Linked DNA regions of Homo sapiens: region 2 is linked to region 1. Evidence: chromatin loops called from intact Hi-C (ENCODE). Cell type or tissue: heart left ventricle. All regions are shown on one strand. Each heading gives the region's core, and the rest is flanking DNA. Links, peaks and the distances in the headings are about the cores only. Region 1 has its middle 150 kb from the start of POLR2M. Region 2 has its middle 140 kb from the start of ALDH1A2-AS1.

Region 1 (8,521 bases), core at 318-8,317:
CAACATAGGTCAGAACATTTCCATCATCATGGAAGGTTCTGTTGGGGGGCACCTTTGCTCATTTCTTCAGGTATCATCACCCTTCCATGTCGATCAGCCTTTTGCTTAGACACGAGATTTCACAAAACCAACCAAGCACGTCTATGGCTTTACACACAGAGGTTTCATTTTATTATTTAAAAGTTTCTTTGAGGACCTACTATGGAAAACTACTGTGCTACGTGCTGTGTGAGCCACAAAGATCGATGGAACAATATCTTTACCTTCAAGTAAGCTTATAAACAAGTTACGAAGACACCTGTACACTTTATACCTATTGAGATTTTACTAGAAAACTCTGCCCACTAAGTGCCACCATTCAAAACATAGTAAAGCAATTACCAACCAATCAGAAATGGTTCCAGTCCCAAGCAGAAGGGCTGGTTACTCCCACAAATTAATAGAGTAATAGTGGCTAGCATCAACTGGGCCCTCACCGCGAGCCTGAATAGTGCACTAAGCCTTTGAAATGAATGGGGATGGTATCAGTGCTCACCTCACAGCCCTGCACTTAAACATGTCACATAGAAGGCACTGGAAATCTCCAAAGTGTCAATTTGAGCACCTTTTCTAAAAAATGACCGGCACTCAGGTCTTGCGGGGAGAGGTAGAAAAAGACAGGGAAGATCTATATTGTTATTCAGTTCTGAGAAAACTTTGAAATGTTCTGACTTTCCTTTGTCAATTTTACAAAAGTTTTCCTAATTTCCACTTAATCATCCACTCTTTTATTTGGCAGCATTCTCCTGAAACTTTGGTTTGAGGGCCACACAGGAGATTCAATGTGAAAACTCCCATAGTACTCCTTCCTCTCAGCTTCTACCTTAACTAGTTTGGGTTTGTTGTCATTCAAAACTAATTAAACAGAGGTTAATTTTCAGAATTGGCAGCTCTTAGGTAATTTTAGAAGCTCAATTTTACTTAAAAAAAAAAAAACTCTATGTGTGGGCTTCACATTACAAAACTACATGCAGGGGGATCATTGGTTGTGGTAATAGAAACTCAGAGGGGAAGTAGGCATCAAAGGAATATAAATACATTAAATCTCTTTCTCACAGACACACAAAACAATTTTCTTTTCAAATGCCAAGAGAAGTAATGTAATGATCTGGATATTGCAGGTACCAAATTCCTGCTCTTGAAGAAAGGGATGGATGGAACATTTTTGTCTGAAAAATGACCACAAGGATCAAATCCCCTGGATAATTCCTCCTCTTCATTTCCCTTTGCCAGATCATTTCATCCTGTTCTGAGTTTGCCAGGGAAAGCTTGAGTTTAAGAAAAAGCCTCTGCAAGGAGAAGACTGAATTAAGAGAAAGTCCACTGGGCCCTGCCATTCATTCTGATGAAAGATAGCCATAGAGGCCTCTCTTTACCCCAAGCAGGGCATACAATGGCCACTCTTCGGTTCAGCTTCCCAGCACATGAACCCCACTTTCTCAGCATGCTGAGGGTAGTCAGGCTCTGGCAGATAGACCTGCACTGGCTAAACGCCTGGACACTTAGAAATAAACCCAAAGGCCAATTTATTGCTTTCTACAGAAAGGTGGCCTGGTAAGCTACCAGTAACTGGTCCCTGGCTCTGAATACTCCTTCCTCATGATTGAGTCCACTTAGGAGAACAAGTCATGGGTTAGCAGGTGGCTCAGTGAAGACGAGAAAAAGCGGCCAAGTCCAGTGTTTCCAAACTCTTAACTTTAATTGTGGAACTGTTTGTTCTATTCACAACTTACCCTGAAACGGCAGATATTTTGCCTGCCTGCCTCTACTTCCGCTCCCATACCTGTGCTAGACTTTGACCTCAAGCACTTCTTCCTGCTGGGTCCAAACCTAGTCTTAGAATCCTCCTCAAGGAGTGGGTGAGAAGGGAAATGGGAATTCAGAGACTTCCTGGAGAAGGGACACCTGAGCAGGGTCTGAGAGCACTAGCTACTTGGCCCATGGATTCCGGGCTGTGGTAACAGCATGCACAGAACTGAAGGGGAAAGAGAGCCCTAAAGAGCTGGAGTATTGGTGCTTGCAGGATGGTGAGCAAGGCGGCAGCCAGGTGAGCAAGGTCCACAGGGCTCAACATGATTACAAGTCATAAGGTGGGTTACCCTGGAGTGGCCCTTCTCATCCTACCATGTTGCTTTCCAGATGGTTTAATCACAGAACATAACGTCTCCAGGACCTGGTCTGCAGGCTCCAGATGGGTGTGCAGTGCAGATGCTTCTCCTATGTTCCCCCAGGCTTCCATGGGACAGGAAGGGATTGTCACGGTCATTGTGTTTCCTGCTGCATAAAACTGGCTGGAAATGAAGATTCCTTCATTCCCTGTGTCACTCTGGAGATTGTGCCTCTGGACGCAATGGACCAGAACTCAGGACACACCCAGTCCCTTCCCAGCATGACCTTCCTTGGGATGTGCCATGTGGCGTGCAGACATCACATGGCAGCACCTGTGTGTGGGAGGAGAGCATTCATGCTCATGTCTAGACACTAGCCAGATGACGACACGAGCCTGCTCTTGGTCTCCTCGTTGGCCAGCTGAGGATGCGGAGGAAAAGACAATGACAAGAATGTTACAGAACCTGTGGGTTCCCTTAACAGCCTTGACCTTGAAGACTCTCTGCTGCTTATGTTTTCACTGGTTTTATTTTTGCTTGTTTATATTCCCAGCTTGTCTTGGAAATTCTCTTTCACAGCATATTTCGCCCATTTTGATTTTCAAAACCATATTTAGCAATTATATTTCACACTTCATCAGATAGAAATGGTTCCACTGAACTTCATTCAAACCACCAACCCTCTCAGGTCCAAGTAATGCAACTCCACTTGGAATTCTGTCTACTGCCATGGGCAGGGATGGGAATCTTTGTGTCGTTTCTGCATTGTTATTTGGATAAAAATGACACACCTCCAAAGCTTAAGTCTGGCATCAATTTGAAAGTTAACCCAACACCAACTTTTATTTGTGAAACATTTGATTTTACCTTTCTAGAATCCATTCACCAAATGGACTTCCTGAGGGTTTAAAATTGGCACCTTTCTTTTCTTTCATATTGTCCAGTCAGCGCTTTTAAAATAGAAAAGCGGGAAGTACCAGTAGAAAAAAGATTAGGGCCCTCACTTTAAATAAACGACACAGCTTTATTACTTCCCATGGTTGTCTTCGTAATAACCTTGAGAGACCAAAAGCTTTTAGAGATTCACATTGTGCATGCCATATATCATCCTCAAGGCCATTTTGGCCTCTCAGATGATTGCAGAAAGATGAGTGTATTGATCAATCTCATCCCTATTTTCAAATCTGTCTAAATGAAAATGAGAAACTGCATCCTTTTAGTTAGGAGATTTATGGTGATATTTCTATTCAGCCCAAGCACGAGTAACACTACAAAGACCTGTGATCACATGGAATGAGATGGTTAGATGACTCATCTATGGCTGTCAGAGGTTTATGGTGGCCAACTTCCCAGAATGGAGTGTATCTCAGTCCACATCTGGTGTAGGAAGTTTATTGAGAGTCTGGATTTTGTATTTATATGGCTTCCATTACCTGTTTTAACTAGGTGTTAACTTGATAAAACAAAAAACTTCAATGATAGGATTGTCTTTTTCTCATTTTTATGAACTTCTAAAAATGTTTTCAAGAGCCAAATTGTAGGAGACTTGTTTTTCTTTCTTTCCTTCCTTCCTTTCCTTTTTAAATTATGATTCTGATTTTCTGGGTTTAAGGTTTGATAATTTTCTTCCATTGTAATGAAATGTTTAACGTATTTTAAAGTTCTTCAGCAGAAAAAGCAGAGGGTTAACAATGACAAGTCAGACCAACTCCTTCTTACCACACAAGTTCAAGTTCCAGCTGTAGTTCCAAACAAGTTACAAAATTGACTTATGAAAATTATTTAGCTTCTTTGAAACTGGTTCCTTATTTGTAAACTAGGGATAATAAAAATCTGCCTTGCAAGATTGCTGTGAGGATCCAATGGGAAGATCTATCTGAACACCTTTGGTAAAATGTTGGTTATATTATGATCTCGGGTAACTCAGAAAAACATTGGCTATAAATTACTCCCTTTAGGTTCATTCATGCTACAGGATAGTCACAAGCTAACTCTATCAGATTATATATTTTACGCTATAGGTCAATGCCACTCTATCTCATTCATACGTTCAACTCTTGTTCCAATGCCATGAAATACCAGTTACTCAGTTTGACCACAAGAGGGCGCAAAGCCTTTTTCATTTTCTTTTTCTCAAGAGCTTGAGCCATTAGACAAAATTCTTATACTGTGATACCTACTAAAGCAATAAGTAAATATATCGAAATAAAAGTAAGCTGATGGTCCGTGGTCTGTGTCTCTTTTAAAAATGGCTCAGAAGAAGACAGAAAATGTATCTCTTAACTCAAAAGAAAATGTATAAAAATGTGCATGTATATATGTGAGTATACATACATACCTTTTCTAACTCCATCCACTGAGAAGACCTAGAAGTAATGACAACCCAATAGCAACAAGCACACCTAGCACCCAGATCTTGGTTTCTAAATACCATTCTCCAATAAAATAAGCCAGAACTCACTGGAGAAGTGGTTGATTCCAGAGCTGGGTCAGGTACAACGTAAGATAAGCTTGAAAAATAATGTAAATGCTTCAAAAAAAATGATGTCTACATGTCAGAAGAACACAGGAACCAACTTGAAGGAACTCCCAATGACCAAAGCTGGAACAATCTGAGCAACAAAATACATAACAGTAATAAAATAAAATAACCATGAATCCAACTGATACAAATAAATAATTGAATAAGTAGAGAAGGGAGAAGAAACAGCTCTTCTGACAGTGTAATTCCAATGAATAAATGCAGAAGAGATAATGGAAATGGAAAATCACTTCTAGACAAACACAACAGTAATAGTTATTGTTAGCAAGAACTATCAGTGGTTGCTAAAATTAGTGGGTGAGAGTTTGATTAAAAAGTAGGACACTGGCACAGTTTCAAAAGATCTTCCTGTAAGACACTTATTACTTATAAAGGAAAAACAGTAGCTTCATAGTGGAAAAAAGTGGATGCTACCTTAACCAAGTAATCACTTAACATCACCAGTTGCAAGGCACACTAACATTATGTGCCTCCTGATATGATACACTGAGAAGGACCCAGCAACACTTCCATGGTATTTTGCCAAATATACATAACCTCAGCCTAAATCATATGAGTAATCCAAATTGAGGAAGACTGTGAAAAATAACCGAACGGTATTTTTCAAAGTAACACGAAAGACTGAGGAACTGTTAACACATTAGAGGAGATTAAGGATGCATGACAACTAACTGCAATGTCAGATCATGGATTGAACCAGATAAAGGATGTTAGTTGGGAAATTCGTAAAATTTGAAGCTCTGAGACTGCAACAGTCTTCCAAGAAACTGTGCCTCAAACCAAGTAGTATTCAGCTGCTCCACCAACATGGAACCAAGGCCTCTTGGAACCAATCTAGGTTTGATGTTCAACAGGTTTGCCCCTAGCAGGTTTGCATCAGCACAGATTTCTGGGTACCCATTCTGCTGGGGTGGACAGTCTGTTCTGACTGGTTGAGCCTTTCCCATGATGATTGCTAAGCAGTTGAGCTATTCCTCCTGGGCTTATCAAATAGGCCATAGTAATTGTAAAATATTTTTATTTTACAATTTTTATCTTACTCATTTCTGCTTTTAGCGCATTGTGGTCAATATGACCCGTGTCTTTATATGGCTGATTTTGAGCCTTTTAAATTTTTTGCATGTTTTGCTTTTTTTTTCTTTTTCTTTTCTTCTTTTAGCTTTTCTTTCACTTTTAAAACACCTTCTTTCTGAAAGTGTTTAGGAGTTTCCCTTTAATCCTTGGAGTTCTCACATCATCTCAAATCACTAATTCTTTCTTTATTACACACTCCTCTTGACTCACCCTGGCTCTGCTCCTGTATCTGGCGTTACCTCTACTGCTGTGCCCACACTAGGAAGCACACCTTCGCTCCTCACTGGGCAGGCACACAAAGATTCTTGTAGAAAAAGCTGTTTTTCTCCAAAGGCTCAGCCAAACACTCTAAAGGATGGGAGAGTAAGGAGAGTGTTGGGTGAAGGCAGGGTATGAGTAGTTTGTTACTAGAAGCCTTCTGCCTTCAGGTCATGCCACTCCTGTTGCTGATCTGTGTAACTGCTGACTCTGTGTTTGTTTCTCTAGGCTGGGAAAAGCCAACCTTACCTGTACAGGAGCTTTCTCCTGTAACTGCTTTAAGACACTGTTGGGTTTTTTTTTTCCCTGCCATTAACATTATTCCATCTTCATTATTGCCTAAAAATTCAGTATCTGATGGTACTAATTTCTGTCTTCAAGCACTATTTATACTTTATTTTTTCTGTCACTTCAGAGCAGTTTTTGGGGGAAAAAAAAACTCATCTTGAATTAGAAATCCAAGGTTCTACACTCGCTCACCTCAACTAGTTTTACTTTTTTCTTTTCTTCCTATCCCATTAAAAGCATTTATGTCAAATAATTTGGTCTTTACCTTTCCTTATCTTTTTTTACTACTAGAGAATATTACCCAGAATATAGATTCTCATCTGTGCCAGCTAACCCTTTGGCATGTTGATTTTTTTTTTTTTAAATAAAACCCTAGCTGGCTTATTCTGCAAACATTGACTGATGACCTGTGTGACAGACATTCTGCTTGGGATCATTAACCCAGTTCTAAGACATAGCTTATAGCCAAACATATAGTTCCTCTGTGATTAAATAACAGTAAAACCGTGAATAATACACAATATTTCCTCCTTGTTGAAGACTATCATAGACTCCTAGGGCATTTCTCAAGGTAAAATCATCCCAAACCCTAGATCACATATGACTGTCACATCTGCCGCAAAATGAGAGGCTGCCACAGATACCTGGGTAGAAATGATTATGAACATTGAGTAGCTGCCTAAATAACTAGAAAACTAGGATTGATTGATAGACATTTGTAAATTTTTCCCCTACACAGTAAAAAATACAAAGGCTACTCCAATCCTGGGGGTTGCCCCAGAAGAGAGGAGCCTTTGGTCAGGTAGAAAACAAAGGAAACATATTCCTGATCTTGGATCTTAATTAGTTGCCTCTAAAGAAGGAGTTAATAGTTGCCACTGACACCAACAGTTGTCTAAGGTATGGAAAACTGTCCCAAAGTTCTTGGGCAGAGGAGTCTAAAATCTTGGGGAAACTTTGGGCCTGAGGACATCTCTAATTTGTTAGTGGGGTAGCAATTTCTATTTGGTCAGAGGGCTGTTGTCACTTGGAGGAGGTGCATGTTTGGCAGAACATCTTGGGTAGGAGGAAGGAGGGGCAATGAAAACAGCTGTGGGGAGACTGCACCAGAGAAGGAGAAAATGTTTTGAAACCACAAGCATCCTACTAACACTTCAAAGACCTCCTTCATGACAATAATACCCTTTGGACATGGAGTGGAAGAAGAGTTAAGCACTCCAGGGTTCAAGTTTCTTGCAAATTTAGAAATGGTGTCAAGAGAAGGGATTCCCTGTCACCCATCGTTTAACCTTATTTGACTCATCCTTCCCCATCTCATAGGGCTTGCGGTTGGAATTACCATTCTGTCATTCACCAAAATCTTAATTATCTTAAATGAACCTTGCAAAGAAAGGCTAGGAAATGGAAAACACTAACGATGTTCAAAATGAAAGTGGAATAGAAAATGTGGACAACTAACTTCATTGGAATGGCATCCCCCAAAATAAAGTCTTACGTGTATTTTCAGCCAAGTGCATTGCTGAAACCCAATCAAACTTGTAATTCGCTATCCAAGATCCAAGAGAATGCAATTCTATGACACAGAGTGGGTCATAGAGACTTCAGTAAGACCACATTAGGCTCCCTACATTGCACAAGGAAGAATGCTGTCATAAATGGGGTAGAACTAATGAAGGCTCCACTTCATTTGTACGCGAGCAGAACTGGGCAACTATAATCCCAGAGATCAAGGCACAAAAATAATGACCCCAAATGAAATGAAAGATCTAACACTAAAAGGAAACGGAAACAATGGGGGGATGATAGTTGTTTAGACTTGAAGAAACCCAGGCGTGATTCCTTCATCCCCCTTCCAGGTGAGGAAAGATTGAACACAGGGAGCATTAGTGCTCAAATTTAGAGTTTCTCTGCTTAAAGGTGATATAAAGCTATTAACTTGCCTAAAGAAAGCAAGCTTTTTCAGTATTTTTAATATTGCTCTTTCATAAAATACAGGTATTTAAAATATAAAATCATTTGTCTTTAGTATTTGAAAATACTAAAAAATACTTTAGTATTTTGATAATACCAAGGGTGGGAAGGAGGGATGGGTATTGAACCTTAGCTGACACAGGGGATAAGAACTATTTGCATAGTAGAGCTGCAGCCTTCAACCACAGATTCCGCGTGTCAGGTTAAGGTAGCTGACTACATTTTTGAGTTCATTTTCTTT
Region 2 (8,521 bases), core at 166-8,165, 62 kb before region 1:
AGGTGGACCTCAAACCCATCTGTATATCAGAACCACCTGGGACTTTGCAAAAGTGCAGATTTCCAGTCTCTTTCCAGAGACACTAAATCAGGGTATATATCTGGGCTGGGGTCTGAGGGTAGCACTTTTGAAACTCTGTAAGCCGATTGCCCTACGCTGGTCCTTGGGATTGTATTTGGGAACCACCGACCAGATAACTGTTTTAGGTATAGTAACTTCCCAGAAAATTTACTGGTTTCATCTAGAACTCTAGCTAAGCCTAATAAATATTTCTAAAAAGAGACTGTGGAAATTATTAATTTTAACTTGGCTGAAGTTATTGCTGTTACTTTTAACCACATACAATTTAATCCTCATTTGTAATCAGACTAGTAAAAAACTAACAGTTAAATATGTTTATATTTTTTTAGTTATTATATATGTTGGGTAACAGGGAAAATCAGAATAGAATATATATAAATGAATATTAGTCAACTGGAACAATTAACATGTCTACAACATGTGCGGTCTCTACAGCTAATACAGTGTATCTCTGAAATAGCTGTGGTTAACCCACTGAACTGGAGTGGGTTTTCATGAAAAAACAATGGAAACATGCCTGTGCACACAATTTATATTGTTTCTTTTTGATGGAAAGAATAGCTCCAAGTCTTGCTCCTTTGGATGATAGGGTGTCGTCAACAACGTTCCAATTCTTTTTGTTAAGCCAATGAGAAGAACAGAGTAAGGGGGTTGTGGAGGTTCATTCCCCTGGATTAATGTGCTGGCAGAGATTTTGCTTGACCCTTGTGCTGAACCAAAATCTTTTCCAAGGTTCTGAAGGGTTCAGTAAACGTGTTTGTCTGAATAAAAACTTCAACTAAAAAAATAAAAATAAAAACATTGCTTGCTTTAAGATATTTTACATGCCACACAGTTCCTCAACTCAGGAAGAATCAGAAATAGCCACATCACATCATGAGGTGAAGAATATGGTTTCTGTGGTTGTTGGAAAATGCATGAAAATTTTTAAGAGGACACAGCCAGTGAACTGAACAAAGAAAAGAAGAACCGTCTTGTATACAGCCCAATTCCAAATTTAGAGATTCATTCATTCTTTCAACAACCCCTATCAAGTGACTTCTGTGCACTAGACACTGATACTAGAGATTTATAGATGACTAACACACATCTAAGAACCCTGAGGGAAAATGACAGGTAATATATAAGATTACTGGTAAATTCAAATACAGTACACTCTTATAGTACAGAATATATGAGGATGGATGATTTGTGAGTTGGACTTTGCGGGATGCATAGGAGTTCACTAGGTAAGAAAGGGAAGGACATCTTCTCCACCTCCCAAATATGAAAAGCACGGTGATGAGAGAGAAAATGTCCTGCATGGAGAATGGCCAGTGGTTCAGTGTGGCTGGAATACAGAAATGTGAGAAGTAATTCACCTACAGTTTTAAATCTTAGCAGGGTCCAGGCCGTGAAAGGTAGTTACTCATGCTCAGAAATTAAAGGTTCATCTTCAAGGGGTAGGGTAGTCTTTGGGGAATAAGATTTCTGCTGACAGGATGGACGATGAGCTGGAAAAAGATGAGACTGGAGGCCTCTTTGACAAAGACATCTATGACGAAGCCCAAGTGAATGGTGATGGGCACCTGACCCAAGACAGCAACAGAGGGGAAAGAGAAAAGTCAGATGTGAGAGCTACTTGCAGAATGCATTTGAAAGAATGAATCTGAGTGGATAAAGATGTCCGAATGGACATCAGGCTAGTGTGTTAATAGGAAAAATTCTGACCCAAGGATTGCTATTTCAGCATCCTGTTTCTCCTTCTCTCTCCTTGCCACCATATGCCCTTGTTTTCTTAGATCCTTTCCTTGTTCTCTTGCTGCTACTTCTTTTTACATTTTATCCATTGAGACTTGAAATGTCATCATTACCATTTAGGTAAGCCACCATCACCATTACCCCATGAATTGCAAGAGCTGAGGCCAAAAACAGAAGCTCAGGAGGCAGGAGGTGGGTCCCTGTTGTACAGCATTTCTCAGTCATAGGAATAACAGAACCACTTGCATATTGCTTCACAGTGTCCACAGTTTTTTACATCTGTGCTTCACTTTCCAACTTGTCTGTAGGAAAGGCAAATTTTATTATTCCCATTTCAGGGAAGAAGGAACTGAGGTGGGTTCATAGCACGCTCTCAGGCAAGCAGTGTCGAGTAGCCCATATACTTGCTGTCCCAATAAACCCAGACTGGTTTCCTCCCTCTGCTTCTAGGACCTTAGGCTGTTACCCAGACACTTGAAGAGTCAATTTCCTTCTCTGAAAATGAGGACAATAAAAGTATCTGCCTCCTGGGATCATTGCACATGCTGAAAGAAATCATGCATATAAAGTGCTTAGCATAGACTTGAAGTCTCTATAAATGTTAGCCATTGCATTTATAGGTCTTCTAGCTCCAAAGTCCCAGCTCATTCTACTGTATCACAGTGTTCCTTGCTTCTGGGAGAGGAGACATTTTTTTCAGAAGGCTGTAGTTTGCCGTACAGGCCACTGAATGGATTTCTGCCTGCTGACAAAAGAAAAAAAATGCCAAAAATGAAGCATGAATATTTCACTGGCCTGGTGTGTCATTCAATAGCCACAACTTATGCCCTGAAGTTATTTAAAATACAAAGTAGGCCGGGAAAGGTGGCTCACGCCTGTAATCCCAGCACTTTGAGAGGCCGACGCGGGCGGATCACAAGGTCAGGAGATCAAGACCATCCTGGCTAACACGGTGAAACCCCATCTTGACTAAAAATACAAAAAATTAGCCAGGTGTGGTGGCACGCACCTGTAGTCCCAGCTACTTGTGTGGCTGAGGCAGGAGAACTGCTTGAACCCGGGAGGCAGAGGTTGCAGTGAGCCAAGACCGTGCCACTGCACTCCAGCCTGGGCAGCTAAGTGAGACTCCATCTCAAAAAAAAAAAAAAAAAAAAAGAAAGAAAGAAAGAAAATACAAAGTAGATAGGTAGGTAGTGTCGATGGAGAGATATGCTAGTTTTTAAAGGTCCACTCCCAGCCCCAATGAAACCTCCTATACTTGGACCAAGTTTAAGTCTGATAGGGTGAAATGTTGACATGGCTATGTGTCTTACAAGGACACCCGCTACTGGGCTTGGGTGGAGTTTTTGGCTTGCATTTCTTGGCAGTTTCAAGTAGAAATTACAATCGGAAGTATCAGGGTGTTTCTGAGATCCTGGCAATGCTGGGTATCTGCATTGGTAACAAAGGCAAGGAGCCAAGCAGTGTGTCCTCCAAGCAGCCACTCACTGACTGGAAGACTTTCTCAAGAAAAACATATTTCCAGTTCCCACATCAGGATCTACTTCTACCTCCTGAGTCTTTTCTACACACTTCTCTCCAGTGCTGATGCTCTATAATGAACGATGTGAAGGTGGTGGGGCATGGGGAGGAGGGCAAAAGGATGGGCATGTTATTTGGGGGCATGATGGGGATGGATATCTTAGGGAAAACAATTAAAGAAGAAAGGAGGAGGGCTTCCACTCTGCCTGGCTGGATGGAATAAATGTTTGAGCAGCATTCTGTCCAGCTGGGGAAAGGCCAAGACTAATTTAACCTTTGGTCAAATGGTTGGGAGTTAGCTAGTTTCCTTTTTCCTCTTACATCACTCCCAGAGATTCAGACAAAAATAACATGGTCCCGATTACATGACATTATGGGCTCTGAAAATACACCAGGGAGGATAGTGTTGAAACCCCTCAGAGGCAAATTAATCCTAGCAAAGCAACAGCTGTAAGATTGATACAAACAGGAGAAACAACAGCATATTGGTTCCAGGTTTGCTTAAAAGCTTATTTTAATCCAAGCAATTTTTTAAAAGGGTTAAAATCACTAATTGGGAGGGTTTCTGTTACTTAAAAATGGAGCTTTACGAAATACCTCTATATGCTGTTGTCCACTGGCATACTTTTGGATTTAATTCCCAAATTCTCTTTTATATCCTTATTGTTTAAAGCAGAAATAAATGCAATGGTGAGAAAGAGTTTGCCTCTGCTGAATCAGAGCTTCCACACCAGGCCTGTATCGGGGAAGTGAAGGTGTGGGAGTCACCTCTGTCCTGGGCTGCTTGCCCAAATCTGGCAGGCAGGAGCTGGGCACCTGCCCCTCCTCCCTGAGCTGATCCTGTCCAGAGCGGACACTTGAGTGTTTCCTGAAAGCACAGCTTGCAGCCCCTGGAGGACAATCTGCAGAACTTGTATGCACCATTTACACTCAAAAATCAAAATATTTCCTCTCCCCGGGACACAGCAGCCCCCTCCACACCCGCCCACTTTGCAATCGGGCATTACTTGGAGACCCAGTATGAACCCTAGAATAGAAATCTCACAGCTGGAGCAGAACTTAACCAAAAGGAACACACTTTAGGACAAGAGGAAATTGATCATAATGGTTACAGGCATGGTCTCTGTACTCAGGCTGCCTGAATCCAAAGCCAGCTCAGCCCATTGCTGTTTGTGTGACCTTGGGCAATTGCCCCTCTGTGCCTCAGTACCCTTGCATGGGAAATAGAAATAAGAACAGCATCTACACCACAAGGTAGTTGGGAGGATGAATGATACTGTTTGGAAGGTACACAGGCCTAACAAATAACAAGAACAAAACAATCAAGCTGCTCTCCTTGTCAGAACCACAGTGGTCTTGGAGGTCTTAGCAAACTTACTCTAGAAATTCGGTGGTGGCTGATGGATGGCCTCAAGTAATCTTCGGGACTGGGCTAATTTCTAACTCTTCCATCATAAAGGTAAAGACTCTCAGGACAGCAGCCATGTAATCAATGAAGAGTCCCAATGCCAAGTCAGATGAGCAAGCAGAAGAGATCCATGTTTTTCTCTTGGGAACAGAGAAAGTGGTTTGGGCTCTGCTTGGATGGGGGCTAGGGGTTAGTTGCGAGGGAAGAGGGAACAAGCTCATTAACACATAGAAGGCAGATGAGCCATTTGAAGGGAATGCTGAAGCTTGGGAAACACTGCTTCCACGCATCCATCTATCCATTAAGTCATTCAACAGATCTCCATTTAATCTGTGCCTGGTGAATACTGTGCTAAGGTCTATTCATACAGAATGAGCATTGGATAAAGCTTACAGAATAATAGCAGAGATACATTTAAAATTTAATCACATGAATATTTAACTTAAAATTGTGTTTTTTTGTGTTATTTTAAATAATAGAGAACTATGATAGGAAATAATGGGGGGTGGGGGCACAGAAATGATCCCAGGGGACTGAGCAGCTGGAGGTTTGAACCTGTTCCTCATAGTGCCTCCTGGACAGGTCAACAGCCTCATTTCACCAGCTCTGGTCCTTCTTGACTTTGGTCTTGTAAACTATTACCCCTTCTGCCTCGGCAACAACTACCCCCAACCCCACCAATGCCCACTTTCACCTTGGGAATAGGCATTAGATTAGCACTCCACTTTTATTAACATTCTCTCCATGCAGAAACCCAGGCATGGGTGGGAAGTGGTTGTTTGTCAAGTCACACGTCTGGTTGGGACTAGAACTAGGACTCCTGAGTCTGGGATAGTTGCTCCTCCCCTGTACCCTGTGACTCAGAGCTCATATGATGACCCCTCTGGCTGACTTCTTTCCCAAGAAATAATGATGAGGCAAATGTATCTTACACAAACATCTCCTAGAGAAATTCATTTTGGGGCAGCCCTACTGTTGGGGGAAACTTGGTCCTTTCTTGGAGACCCCTGATGTGTTCTGAGGTCCCTCCAGGATCCCATCATATAAAAATAACAATACAATGGAATAAAATTAAACAAAGTGAAATAAGCCATTATAGGGCATGCTGGAGATAACATCTTCAGAAGGATGACTGCTTTGGCTCAGTTTGGTGTGGTCTGTATTCTGAATGGCCCGGCTTTCAGGTCACTCTGTCAACGAAGGAACATATTCTGGGCATTTCTGACTCATCTGTAGACATTTTGCTAGCACAGCACATAACTAGCGGGACTTCAACCCAGGTCTTTTGAGTCCAAGCCCAGTGCTTTTCAACTCCAGCATGTGCAGTTAGTAACAAATTCTGTTTGGGATGCATGGAGGTTGCAGAAATGCTGAATGTTTCAAACGGTGATTTCCCATGGGTGGAAGGAGCAAGGCAGATGGTCACTAATTTATTCAACAAACATTCGCTGAATGCCAGCAAGTCAGGCCTTGTGGATTTCCTGGTGAACAAGAGAAATTCAAGTCCCACCCTCATGGACCTAATAATTGTTCAGGAAATTCACATAATAAACGCATAACTACTGAGATAATGATTAATTACAACAGTGCTGTATGTTGTGAGGGTTTATACAGTGAGTTCTGACCTAGATAAGAGGGAAGGCCTAATAGAACTCAGGATCTGTCCTTCCAAATCAAAGCTTTTTTCAGTCCTACCCATCTCAGAGAACAGCACTGCTCCCTCCCCTTCATATAAAGTAGGGGCCAATGACCAGGGAATCCTCACACCTGCTCATTCTTTACTGCCAGCTTTGATGAGATCCCCTTAAGCCATGCTCCCAGGTATCTTTGGAATTTTGCACCTCTCTTCATGTTCACTGCCACTATCTCCACTAGCACATGTCTCGAATGCACCACTGTAGTACCCGCTACCAGGTTGGCTGCCACCCACTTTGCACTCCACTGTACACAATGCAGCGCAGTGATATTCTGAAAAGAAAACCCAGCTATGTCACCCTTTACCCCTCACCCTCTACTTCCCTGCCCTTTGACATTCTCAGCCCCATCCCGCACTTAAAACCTCCATGTCTTCTCTTTGCTTTCAGAATCAAAGCACAATTCTAGAGGATAACTACAAAATCCTGGGTATCCTGCCCTTTCCTCTCTCTGCAACTCATTCTGAACATAGCCTGCACTCTCTCCATTCCAGCCACCCCAGCCCTCTTTCCAGCTCGAATATATGTTTTGTGACCCTTCCATGGGCTGTTCCAGTGCTTGAGATGCTCCTATGTGTCCCTGCTTGCCTAAAGCAGCTTTCCCAGACCTCCCCGACTACGTCCAATTCCCCCATTTATGGTTCTTTATAGCACATGTACCTTGCATATTTGGAGCTTATCACAGCTTCATTCTTATGTTTACCAACTTTATTGTCTGCTTCCCCTACCCCAGAAATAAGCTCCATAAGGACAGGCACATGTTTGTTTTGACTCATCCTTAATCCCCAACATCTGGCTCAGGGCCTGGTACACAGTAAATAAGGAAAGAAAGAGCAAGAAAGAGAACTCCATGATGAAGTTTGAGCTAAGAAGTGAAAGACAAGAGGCATTCAGTTAGAGTCTGGGGAAGAAGCAATATTCCAGTCTAAAGGAAAAGCATGCCCATGGAGAGAACAATTGACATGAACATGAACCCTCTCTCACTTTATAGGGAGAAACAAGAAGCATCAGAGAAAACTATATGGAGGCAGTGCCTTCCATCCTGAACAGGTCAGACAGATGGGGTTTCAGTGAATGTGGGGACGGAGTCGAGGTGAGGGGCTGTTTATAATGAACACGGTCAGAAAGTAGGCAAATATATGTACATTGTATGCCATATATATGGCATATTTTATATAGCATTGAAAGGCCAGAGTTTCTTCACAAGGTCAGGGTCATGTAAATTTTTTAAAGGCTTTCTTCATGAACTAGACTATGGCATTCTTAGAAAAAGATTAAATTTGTACAGTGGCACATTGCCCTAGGTAACTCAAAAGGAAACTAGTGACAGGCATCCCCCAGAGAACAGAGACCAAATTTCAGATGAAGCAACCATAGTTACTGGCTGTGAGGTAGAGCTGCTCACTGCCCCTCTGAGAGAGAAGCAGCAGAGGAATAGCCCATTAGCATCTGTGAATATCCAGGGAGGCACAGTGGGCAGGACCAGGGCTCTGGTTTGTGGTTAAGGGGGTGAGGGTCCTGAGGAGTGGGGGCTGGGCTTTGGATGTTGGGAGTTGAAAGAGGGGCCTGAAAGTGGGTCACAAAGAAGCTTGGGGAGGGAGCAAGGGTTGAAGGGGTGGGGACCATCCATTCAAAGACCAGTGTGAAGCCCTACAACCCAACCCTCACTTCTGCCCACGGGGCAAGTTAGCCTGATAAGTTAGAACTCCTTGTTCTTCCATTGGGTACAGTTTTGGGATGTTCCCTTGAACCTTCAGGAAAACAACTACTCACAACTAATTTTCACGCAGCATGTGAACTGTGTGTGGCAAGCAGACATGGTGGTCAGGAGGTATTGGAGCTACTAGGAGATTTCCAAGGATCCCTGATTCCCCAGTATAACCACCTTGGGTTACATCCTGCAATTATTATGGAGGGTGAAGACTGCAGACCAGCAGCGGACCCTGGAAGCTGAGCAGACTATATGGCCCCTTCCTTTGATATTTCCCTTTCTTTGGCAGGTTCTAAGGGAGAATCGCTGTGCCACAGAAAGGAGGGACCTGTTCCAGGTTACAGGCGCTAAGGCCATGTAGCAGAA

What was found. A loop is a pair of places that touch in the nucleus more often than their neighbours do. Peaks named below come from ENCODE experiments on the same cell type or tissue, not always from the same donor. Only the 100,000 strongest peaks of a DNase experiment are listed, where the experiment ranks them.
Region 2: a loop joins it to region 1, with 2.5 times the contacts of the local background. A loop is called at or near these places in 7 of 110 quality-filtered maps.

What each region holds. Positions count from the first base shown.
Region 1 is chr15:57,856,957-57,865,477 of GRCh38, reverse strand. No RefSeq gene overlaps it. Among named protein-coding and RNA genes, the nearest start is that of POLR2M, 150 kb to the right of the region's middle. In heart left ventricle, for the core only: CTCF peaks have their summits at 4,033 and 4,235 (motif pointing right); no DNase peak of the experiment used is centred there.
Region 2 is chr15:57,918,638-57,927,158 of GRCh38, reverse strand. No RefSeq gene overlaps it. Among named protein-coding and RNA genes, the nearest start is that of ALDH1A2-AS1, 140 kb to the left of the region's middle. In heart left ventricle, for the core only: a CTCF peak has its summit at 4,253; a DNase peak (open chromatin) is centred at 4,158; H3K4me3 peaks cover 495 bases; H3K27ac peaks cover 2,532 bases.